Regions from separate parts of the Homo sapiens genome. Here region 2 is linked to region 1. Evidence: chromatin loops called from intact Hi-C (ENCODE). Cell type or tissue: heart left ventricle. All regions are shown on one strand. Each heading gives the region's core, and the rest is flanking DNA. Links, peaks and the distances in the headings are about the cores only.

Evidence for each region. A loop is a pair of places that touch in the nucleus more often than their neighbours do. Peaks named below come from ENCODE experiments on the same cell type or tissue, not always from the same donor. Only the 100,000 strongest peaks of a DNase experiment are listed, where the experiment ranks them.
Region 2: a loop joins it to region 1, with 2.3 times the contacts of the local background. A loop is called at or near these places in 28 of 110 quality-filtered maps.

The regions. Positions count from the first base shown.
Region 1 is chr11:68,380,999-68,386,365 of GRCh38, reverse strand. It overlaps LRP5 (LDL receptor related protein 5), which reads right to left. Exons shown (of 23, transcript NM_002335.4): 6 at 1-50. Among named protein-coding and RNA genes, the nearest start is that of LRP5, 71 kb to the right of the region's middle. In heart left ventricle, for the core only: CTCF peaks have their summits at 2,036, 2,235 (motif pointing right) and 5,018 (motif pointing right); DNase peaks (open chromatin) are centred at 2,244, 4,445 and 4,873; H3K4me3 peaks cover 426 bases; H3K27ac peaks cover 1,763 bases.
Region 2 is chr11:68,444,985-68,450,351 of GRCh38, reverse strand. It overlaps LRP5 (LDL receptor related protein 5), which reads right to left. Exons shown (of 23, transcript NM_002335.4): 22 at 3,819-3,916; 23 at 1,077-1,543. The coding sequence ends at 1,282. Among named protein-coding and RNA genes, the nearest start is that of PPP6R3, 13 kb to the left of the region's middle. RefSeq lists enhancers at 2,165-2,768, 2,769-3,373, 3,374-3,977 and a silencer at 3,032-3,101. In heart left ventricle, for the core only: a CTCF peak has its summit at 2,945 (motif pointing right); DNase peaks (open chromatin) are centred at 2,961, 3,287 and 4,121.

The DNA of each region.
Region 1 (5,367 bases), core at 52-5,051:
GATCCTCCGTAGGTCCGTCCGCCGGGCCAGCAGCAGCACCTCCTCGGCTCCTGTGGAGACAGGTGCAATGGGGTCAGGGGTCAAGGGCCTGCAGCAGGCACAAGTCTAGGCCTGGGGTGGGCCGGGCAAGGGAAATACTCAGCCAGGCCCCCAGGGCTCTCCTTGCAAAGGCTGGTGATGTTAGGTGACACGCACCCAGCCCATGCTACATGGTCACTCGTTCATCCTCATGACACCTCTGGGAGGCTGGCACTGTTTGTTTCCTCATTTTACAAATGAGAGAACTGAAGCACTGAGAGGTTATGCACGCAGCTGAGAGCCACACAGCCAGGCCATTGGGCTTCAGCTGCTGGGTGGGAGCTGCCTCACAGTCCCCCTTGTCTCCTGCCAGCCCCTCTCCTGGCCACAAACCAGCCCCAACCACAAGTCCCGCCGGGTACCAGGCTGCAGACCCAGCTGCTGGCCATGCTGCTCAGCGTCCCCAGCATGCCCACCTTGCAGGGGCTCACCCTTCCTGCCCAGCTCGACGCCACTTCATCGCTCCCTCCTCTCCACCACCCGAGGGCGGCTTCAGGCCCCAGCACCGTGCCGGGGGGCTCCTAGGCAGGGCCAGACACACCCTTCAAGTGAATCGCCCTCTTTGCTCAACTGCCCAGATGCTCCCAGGCCACCGAGATGAAGGGAAACCCTGGTTCTGAGGCCTGAGACCCGGGGGCACTTTCAGGAACACCAAGAGCTAACACAGAGTTTCACGACCACTTGACACACCAGGCAACACAGGTGCGAGATGAGAAACACCTCCGGGGCATGCATTCTGGTCACGGCTAGACCCAGGGCCCTGGCTCCTTGGATGGGGCTGCACCGCGGCCTCCACACAGCTGGGCCATCAGAACACAGTGATGACCCCCAGTAACTCAGACCTCGTTTCTAAATAGGGTCCCACAGAGAACAGGCAAGGCACTGTCCACACACTTCCAACGAAGTTTCAGAACCACGCCACGAAGCACCCACCCCACAGCCACCTGGGTCTCTGCTGCCCCCCAGGGCCAAGCCTGCTGCTGGCTGAGCAGCTTGAGGTCACGCCCCTCCACGGCACAGGTGGACAGGGTTCAGAGTGGCACTTAGGCAGGTGGATGAGGGGAGAGCCTGGTCCTCTCAGGATGTCCCTGCAGACAGGCTGGACACAGCTGGGGACAGGAGGATGCTCAGGTGATTCTGGTCTCAAATAAAAGCCCCCTCTCTAGCTGAGGGCAGGATTTGCCAGCCCCTAAGACTTGCACGTGTTGAATCCCCAAGGAAAGTTCCCTCTGCTCTGGGCATCTGTGCCCTGCCTAACTCACCAGTGTGACCTGACAGCGTACAACCGGCACAAGAGAAGCTTAACTCAGGCTCCCTCCGTGGCCACAGCAACACTCTGAGAGCATCTGAGCAACAGGGCCCAGGGATCCGCTGTGGACGGGGTCCCGCCGCTCAGGCCCAGAGGCGTGCAAACCCAAGGACTCCTCACCACCCACTCCACAGGACGCACGGAGACCCCCCAACCTTTCAGCCATGGCCCTCAAGTGGGCTTCAGTTTGGGGGGTGGGGGGTTACAGGATTCTCTTCTGAACCCCCGTGGCCCACCCTCCACATGCTCCTGACCCCCAGGGCCCGAGGCTCCACACACAACGGTATCAGCATTTCTGACTGTGTCCTAGGACCCCCAGTTTGGATTTATCAGAGCTTCCTACAGAAATTGCAAGTGGAGACCCATGCAGACTTGGGGCCCCCAGGGTGCCCCATAATCCTGACAGATCCTTCCTGAGGTTGCTGGGATCAGGATGTGGCTCCCTCCCCAGGTTAGGGCATCGTCTACTCATTTGTTCCAGACCTTTCTGGTCTCAAGGATGCACAGAGCCAAGAAGGTCAGGGTCAGAGACCCCTCCCAGCATCCTGTGGCCATGCCCCTGCACAGGGGCCCAGGTCACAATCTGCAAAGGGGCCCGGGGCTGAACCAGCCCAGAGCCTCCCTGATGCCCTGGCCCCTAGACCTGGCCCTGCAGCCAACTGCCAGATCTCCTGAGTGCCCTGCCAGGCTGCAGCCTTCAAACAACAGATGGTCCCCTGTGCCCAGGCTCTGGCTCTCGCCAGGAGGAATGCAGAGACTGTTCCAGGATCCCGGCATCCAACGTTTCAAGGAAAGACAGGAGCCCCTCCTGACTCCTGCTCCAAGCCCCGGAGTGCATAATCTGATTCCTCCACTAGAGGGCGCCCACGTGATGGCAACAGCGACACGGGCCCAGGGCTGGGGAAACTGAGGCAGGCAGGCTGGGGAGAGGCAGAGGCAGCACTTAGAAGGTTCCCCAAGTGCCCAGCTACAATGGAAATCTCTGAGAGCCAAATTTAGATCTGGTCAGGGGCATCTGATTTGGTGTGTATTGGTAGGGGGAGGGGAATCTGAATTTCAACAAATTTTCTCCCTCTAGGCTCCACTCCCAAAATGTTCTGTTGACAATGGACCTGTCCTTCAAGGCCCAGGTCACACAGCACCGCCACCTCCTCCTCAGGGAAGCTGTTCCTCCCGCCACCTCCTCCTCAGGAAAGCTGTTCCTCCCCACACCCCAGTGGATGGCCGCCCCATACCAACAGTCGGCCTCATGGCGAGGGCGCCACCCTCACTGGGGTCCTGGCACAAGCCCCCTGCTCTCCACAGCCCCCAGCACAGAACCACATCCACAGCAGCACTACATCCAGGGATGAGCAGGGAGAATCCGAGACCGAAACCTCTGGGGCCTGCTGGGTGACCTCGGGCAGGTTCCTGCCCCTCTCTGGGCCTGTCTCCTCATCCAGTGAATAATCAGCCAGGCTTGGCGATGCCCGAGTCCCTGTCTAGCTATGACTTGGAGGGGACCAGAGACTCCACTTCACGAAAGGTCCCTGCTTAACAGCCACTGTGGGGAGATCACAGTCCTGGAAGGTCCCCAAGGGCTTGGCCGGGAAGAGCCCCATCCACACGATGTCTACAGAACTTTCCAATGAGACTGCCAGGCACAGCGCAAGACGAATCACGCTTGACCTCAGCAGTGTGTCCATCATGGCCCCACAGAGAACGCCAGTGCCAGACAGAAACCGGCACTTGATCCCAAAACACATTCCAAGCCTGTCTTGCCAGCCCGTTCCCTCTGTCCTCCTAAGAAATCACTAAAGTAGGCCGGGCGCGGTGGCTCATGCTTGTAATCCCAGCACTTTGGGAGGCCGAGGCAGGTGGATCACCTGAGGTCAGGAGTTCAAGACCAGCCTAGCCAACATGGTAAAACCCCCTCTCTACTAAAAATAGAAAAATATGCCAGGCCTGGTGGCGCACTCCTGTAATTCCAGCTACTTGGGAGGCTGAGGCAGGAGAATCACTTGAACCCAGGAGGCAGAGGTTGCAATGAGCTGAGATCGCGCCACTGCACTCCAGCCTGCGCGTTGGGGTGAGACTTTGTCTCGAAAAAAAAAAAAATCATTAAAGTAACACAATAGCACAATTTTCACACACCACCCCTTGAGCTATGAGGATGCCCCATTCTACTGACAAGGACCCCAACGCTCAGAGAGGGTAGGCTCCCGGCCCAAGGACACACAGCCGCAAGAGGAAAGCTCACTTCACTTTGCTTCCTCAAACACTTCAATCCCAGGAGCCAGCACATGCAGGAAGTGCGTTTTTCACTTGCCGCCTGGCTGCCTTCATCATCCCACCAGTATCTCTGTGGGAAGCTAGTTCAGGCCAGGCCCTGGACCCGCTGCTAGGGAAGGAGGGGTGGACGAAACAGACTTGGAATCTGCCCTCAGGACGCCCTTGGGGTCACAGGGCAGAGACCTTAGGTGAACGACACCATCCGTGAACACATAGCCACGAACTGTACTGTGAAGGCAGACTAGGGTTATGGGGTCTGTGTGGGGGGCCTGCTGAGATTGAGAGGTCTGCTCTCCAGCTCAAGAGCCTCTGGGATTTAGGTAGCTGTCACCACATGGCAGGTTGTGGCAGGTTCTGGCGGGGTGTCCCAAATGGGCCTAGAACCTTCAGGGGCTGAGCACACCCAGCCCTAGCCCTCTGGTAACTAGGTCAGCAGAGGGCCTCTAGTCCCACCATGAGGAACCTATTCTCGGCATCCCTTCCAATTACTTAGGAGTAAATCAAACCTCTGTGGCGAAGCAGTCCTTTCACTGCTGGGGTGAATCTGTAGGTGTTTACTGACTCGAAGGAGGTGTCTCTGACACCCCTCAGGCTGCAAGGCCTCTGAGGTTTTTGAGTTTTGCAGAGACTGAGACACCTGGGAGAGAGGCAGGATCCAACCCATTTGCCTGAAGGTCTGAGTGAGCTGTGACCAGCACAGAGGTGACCCCAGTGGTGGTGGGGACTCTGTCCAGCCAGGCCAGCAGGGAGCAGCTGCAGAGAGAGTACCAGCAGCCTGGGCTCCGCCACAGCCCTGCCAAGGCTGGTGCCCACAGCTGGCCTCCAGGAGGTTCTGTGTGTAGAGAGGTCCGGGCAGCAGCCATGGCCACGGGGAAGCAGGCCTGGGGTTGGGAGGGGCAGGTGCAGGGGACTGACTGTGCCGGGCTATAAAGAAGAGAGGCCAACTCCTTCCCTGGGACCAGCTACAGAGTCTTGGTAGGAATTTATTTAAACACCAAGGAAGTAAAATGTTTGGAAACTAACAGTTTGGCCAAATGGTTTTCTTTGGGGTTGTTTAAACAGCCCCACAACATTGCCTGAAAGTGAAACCTTCCCCTCGCCCGAGCCTCCTCCAGGCGGGCTGCTGACCTCTCCCCTTCCTCCCTGCACGCATGCAGGAGAGAAGGGCGACATCCCTTCCGCGAGGCCAAGCACAGGCCAGGGGCTTGGGGCAAGGGCCAGGCAGGGCACAGCTTCCTGGCAGGCAGCCTTATCCTCAAAACAAAAAAGCCATCCCAAGGGATGGCCGACGTCATGGACATGTCCAGCTCGACACCGTCCGTCCCTGCCCACCTCTGTCCCCGACCACATGGACACGCAGAACCTGCAGAGGGCTCCCGTGACACATCGCCACCAACCAGGTGGCTTCTAACATCAGAAATGCACCCCCCCACACACCCTAAGACATGCATCCCTGCAATCAAAAGTCAAGACGTCTGCAGGGACAGACTCCCTCCGAAGGCTCCAGGGCAGGATCCTTCCTGGCATCTTCCAGCTTCTGGTGTTGCAGGAAATACTTGGAGTTCCTTGGCTTGTGGCCGCCATCGCACTAAGCCCTGTTCTGACTCCATGCAGCCTTCACCCCTGAGTGTCAGTGTCTGCTCACCTGCTCTCATGAGGACACCAGCACCGTGGATATAGGCCCCCTACTCTAGGGTGACCTCATCCTC
Region 2 (5,367 bases), core at 175-5,174, 64 kb before region 1:
TCAGGCCCTTCTCCACTGATGCGATGTGCATTTTCTCCCTTCCCTCTGAAGACGGCTGTTCCCGCCTGGCCTTCAGGACACGAGAACAGCTCAGCTTCCCCACCGAAAATGCCTAGATTACTGTCTCCTTCCACGGACTGGGGACCCTGCAGAGGCAGTGACCAGGCCTTGTCTGTCTTCTCCAGCACCGCAGGGATGGGCCCACAGCAGGCGTCAGGTGTGGCTTGCTGACTGTTCCTGTGAGGACCCAGGGATTCCCTCCCTGCCAGGGGCACGTGGTGTGGCAGAGTGGGCTCAGCAGCCCCATCCAGCGAGTCAACACGCAGTCATGGGGCTCCTTGCCCTCAGGAAGAGCAGCAGCCTTGGGCTGGCACAGAGAGGTCAGATGGAAGCCAACACAGGTTCAGAAGAGCCCAGAGCCCAGGCATATATTCTGCAGGGCCCAGTGAAAAATGAAGGCACAGTCCCCTTCTTAAAAGTGACTAAGAGTCAGCTGGGTACAGTGGCTCATGCCTATAATCCCAGCACTTTGGGAGGCCGAGGTGGGCGGATCACGAGGTCAAGAGATCGAGATCATCCTGGCCAACATGGTGAAACCCCATCTCTACTAAAAATACAAAAATTAGCTGGGCGGGTGTGGTGGCGCGCACCTGTAGTCCCAGCTACTCGGGAGGCTGAGGCAGGAGACTCACTTGAACCTGGGAGTCGGAGCTTGCAGTGAGCTGAGATTGTACCACTGCACTCCAGCCTGGATGACAGAGAAAGACTCCGTCTCAAAAAAAAAAAAAAAAAAAAAAAGACTAAGAATCTGAGGAAGACGAACAGCAACAGCGTGATGAAGCCCAGGGCCCTTTCTGACGGCACAGGCCACACGCACATAAAGCCGGCCCGGCCTGCAGCTCAGGGATGCATCCCAGGGGAGATATCCACCTCTGCCCAAGGCCCCAGCCCTTCCCTGCAGGAGCCGGACAGAGGGACGCCCGGGTGCAGGAGGACTCTCATGGTGGTCCGGGGGTCGGCATTCCCTCCACGGGGACACACAACTCAAATGCACACAGGGCACGAAAGAATGGCAGTTCTGTTTTACAAAATTAAGTTTATAAATATTTCTCCACTGTACAAAGTTCTCCCAGCCCTGCCCACCCCATCACAGTTCACATTTCTCATGTTTTTAAAATCCCAATTATATTTATTTTTTAAATCATAAAATATATTTTTTTCTTTGTTCATATTTAAAACTATTTACAGGGGCACAGAGAAGCCAGAGTGGCCCGGCCGAGGTCAGGATGAGTCCGTGCAGGGGGACGGAGGGGGCGGGAAGAGATGGAAGTAGCTCCTCTCGGTGGCGGGCGAGGGCGGGCAGCTGTCCTCCGCCGACAGGTACTGGCTGTGGGGCGTGGGTGGGGGTGGATAGGGGTCTGAGTCCGAGTTCAAATCCAGGTAGTACTTGCTGGCCTTCCAGCGGCTGGCGCTGTAGTCGCTGTCACACACGTCGGTGCTGCAGGGCGTCGTCGGGGGCGCCATTCCTCGAATGATGTAGGGCCTGAAAGGGACACACACAGAGGAGTGGGATTCGGTAGGCACATCCGCCCTGGTGGGCACAGCAGCCCCGGGGCTGTGAACGGGAAAGGCCTGTCCACTGGCCAGCTCCAGAAGATGCAGGCCGGACTCTGGACCCACCCCGCTGTGTCGCCAGGGCTCATCACTTACCCTCTCTGAGCCTCAATGGTCCCACCTCTACCATGGGCATGCCCGCACCTGCCCTGCAGCCTGCCAAGCCTGGGCCCTGGCAAGGCTGCCTCTAAGGAGAACGAGGCCTCTAGAGCCTGCTAGCTGACCTTGGCCAGGAACTTACTTGACCTCTTCGAGCTTTAGTTTCTCATTGATAAAAGTGGGGATGAAATAGTACCCATTTCGAAAGTGAAGGATACATGAGATTCTGCCTGGAAGGTGCTAGAAACAGTGTCCGACAAAACAGGAGACTGGACAACTGTTCACCTAACACTGTTACTGTAAATGTTGGCAACCGATAGGGTTTGGCTGTGTCCCCACCCAAATCTCATCTTGAATTGTACTCCCATAATTCCCACGTGCTGTGGGAGGGACCCAGTGGGAGATGATTGAATCATGGGGGTGGTTCCCCCCATACTGTTCTCGTGGTAGTGAATAAATCTCACTAGACTTGATGGTTTTACAAGGGGAAACCCCTTTCGCTTGGTTCTCATGCTGTCTGTTCCCTGAAGCCATGTAAGATGTGACTTGCTCCTCCTTGTCTTCTACCATGATTGTGAGGCCACCCCAGGCAGGTGGAACTGTGAGTCCGTTAAACCTCTTTCCTTTACAATTACCCAGTCTTGGGTATGTCTTTATTAGCAGCGTGAGAACAGGCTAATACAGCAACCAATGGGCCCGGAACACTTCCATCCTGAGTTCAAGCAACCTGACTCGCAAGATGGCTCCTGACCTCCCATCCTCCCAGAGGCTACCTGCACCCAACTGTGGCCCAGAAACGCCGCATCCCACTGTGTGAGTTCAGACTCGGAACTGTGGTGTGTTTAGGAGCCCCCGTCCTGTCACAGAGGGGCCTGCAATGGGTGGGAAGGTGCAGCCAACACCGGGTGTTGAGAAAAGTGCAGCAGGACAGGATACTCCTCTTGGGGCCCAGCTGCTGTGAGGTCAGACGGCGGGCGGGGGGAAGATGTGTCCGCGGTGGGCCCAGAGCAGGACGGGCATGAGCAAAGGCAGGAGGTGGGACGAGGAACTAGCGAGACTGGGCTGCCCAGTGTGGATGTGACCATTCTGGAGACAGTGGTCTGTAAGGCTGTGGGACAGACTGTGACAGTTTGATATAATACTGAGGCATCAGGGAGGTGGCCCGACCCGGAGTGGGGTGGAAATGGAGGCTGCAGTTCCGGCTCCCCAGCCAGGCCTGGGAGTTCGTGGAAATGGCCACTAGGTGGCAGGCGGCACCACACTCGGGAGGCCCTGCTGCTCCAGGGACCCAAGCAATGAGGAATGCGTGGTCCAGAGGTGTCCTGGCCCAGGCCCAGCCTATCCCACCCCTTCACCTGCGGGGGTGGGGCCTGGTGCGGCTGGCGGGTGGGCCACGTTGCCTGACACCACTGGGTTAAAGGTCAGGAGGCTCACCCTGCCCATCCCAGGCTCTGATCCAGCCCCTGCGGAGACCAGCACACCTGGGTCCCACCTCTCCACACTCTCAGTTGCCCCTCCCCAACCAGGGAGGTGGGGCCTGTGACCCCAACATGGGCAGCTCGGGGGGCTGGTGTCCAGCTGAGCAGCCCCGTTGGCTTCCCGGGCTCAAACAGGCCACTGTGGCAAGTGAGCAGCCCGGACCATCCTGGTGACGTCACACGATTAGGGGTCTACGGTGGGTGCTGCAGCAGCCTTCACAGACTTGTCCCATCCTAAGAGGACAGAGCCACCAAGAGGGGGCATCTCAATGGCTAGGTTTCCACAGCCGGACTCAAACACACAGTCAGACTCTGGAGCCCAAGCCCCCGGCCCCTCGACGCCACAGCCATTTCCCAGCTTAAAAGTAACCCCCATAGGAGCAACTTGAAGAGCAGCTCAGAACGTGGAGTTCTGCTGATTTCTGAACCCAACATGCAGTGCCCGCTGAGCTTGTCTGGGGAGGCAGCCTAGTGTGGTTGGCAGAGCAGAGGGAGGCAGGGCTGGGCCCGGCACCTGCCCACTAGCACCCAGAATACCTCCCCTCATCAGTGGCATGGGGATTAGGCCCCTCCACCACGGGCTGGCGGGAACCCAATGGCCATGGAGGGCTGCAGGGGATGTCCTACCTGTACGGTCTCGCAGTGGCCGGAATGTTTGAAGAGTAGAACATGTCCATGTTGTACAGGGAGGGGTCCGTGGCCGGGGAGGGCGGCGGGTTCAGGATCTGAGGAGAGCCAAGCCAGGGTGACTTAGAGCCTCGCCAGCCTGGGCATTCCTTCCTTCCTCCCACACCCCTCGGGCTTTCCTTGCAGAGAGGGCTTCTGGCCCCCCTGCTTCCCAGGACCCCTTCCTCTGGCCAGTTGGCAAAACCTGGGGACAGGAGGGGAGGCAGCAGCCACCTGCCCCGAAGGTCATCTCAGTGAAAGGCAAAGGGAACCCAGGCACTTTTGGCCCAGGTGCCCGCGCCCTTCCAAGTACCTGCCTTGTGACCAGATGCTGGGCTGTGAAGGCGGGGACAGGACTTCGGCCAGTTCCCTTTGTGGCTGGCCCCCAGCAGTAGGAGATGTCCCCACAGGCCCTGAGTGTCCTCCACACCAGTTAGCACCTCACCAGGCTCCTCAGGGACCTTCCCAGGAACTCTCCTTCTGACCTTTCCTCCTGCCCCTCCTCCCTCCATCACACACAGTCTAACTCCTGCAATGACGCCCTTGTTCCGAACACTCAGGGGCTCTGCGTCCCTGCTGAAGCCCTGACACAGAAGTCACCACGCTGAGGGAGGGGCCACAGTCCCACTCCAGACAAAGGCACCCCCTTCACAAGGGCCTGTGCTGGCACCAGCCCCAAAGCGGGGATAGTAAATAGACAAATTCACCACGTGAACGTGCCCCCCAGGTCCAGGCAGCACACAACCAGCCCTACAAAGGGAGGAAGGGACCAGGGGCCCTGGGCCCACACACCCACACAGGTCTGCACCTTCCACAAGTGCCACTGACGGCACCCCAACCCAACATGCAGCTTCCCAAAGGGTGTAGGGCTTATGTGGGTCTCCAAGGCCATCCTGGAAAGCATACAGCCAGATCCGAGCCCCTGCGGAATAATGGGAACAGAACTGTCAGTTATGCCCGAGGGACTCAGTTCTCTCAGGCCCCCTAGGGTGGTACAAGAACACTGCCTTTCACGCCAGACAGACCCGGGTGAAGTCCTGTTTTACCACCTTCTGGCTGCAGCAGGATCCCTGGGGAGGGAATTTACCTCAGCCTCAGTTTCTTCAACTTTAAAATGGGCTTGACCTAGCACTTTGGGAGGCCGAGGCGGGCGGATCACTTGAGGTCAGGAGTTCGAGACCAGCCTGGCCAACATGGTGAAACCTCATCTCTACTAAAAATATGAAAATTAGCCGGGTGTGGTGGCGGGCACCTGTAATCCCAGCTACTTGGGAGGCTGAGGTGGGAGAATCCCTTGAACCCTGGAGGCAGAGGCTGCAGTGGGTTGAGATCGCACCACTGCACTCCAGCCTGGGCAACAGAGTGAGACTCTGTCTCAAAAAATAAATTTAAAATTAAATAAAATAATAAAATAAAGTAATAAAATGGGCTCGAGAAGGCCTGCTTCCTGGGGCTATCCTGATGGCTGGTGAGTAGCCTCTGGGGAGTGGCCAGGCCCTTCCCCTGCCCT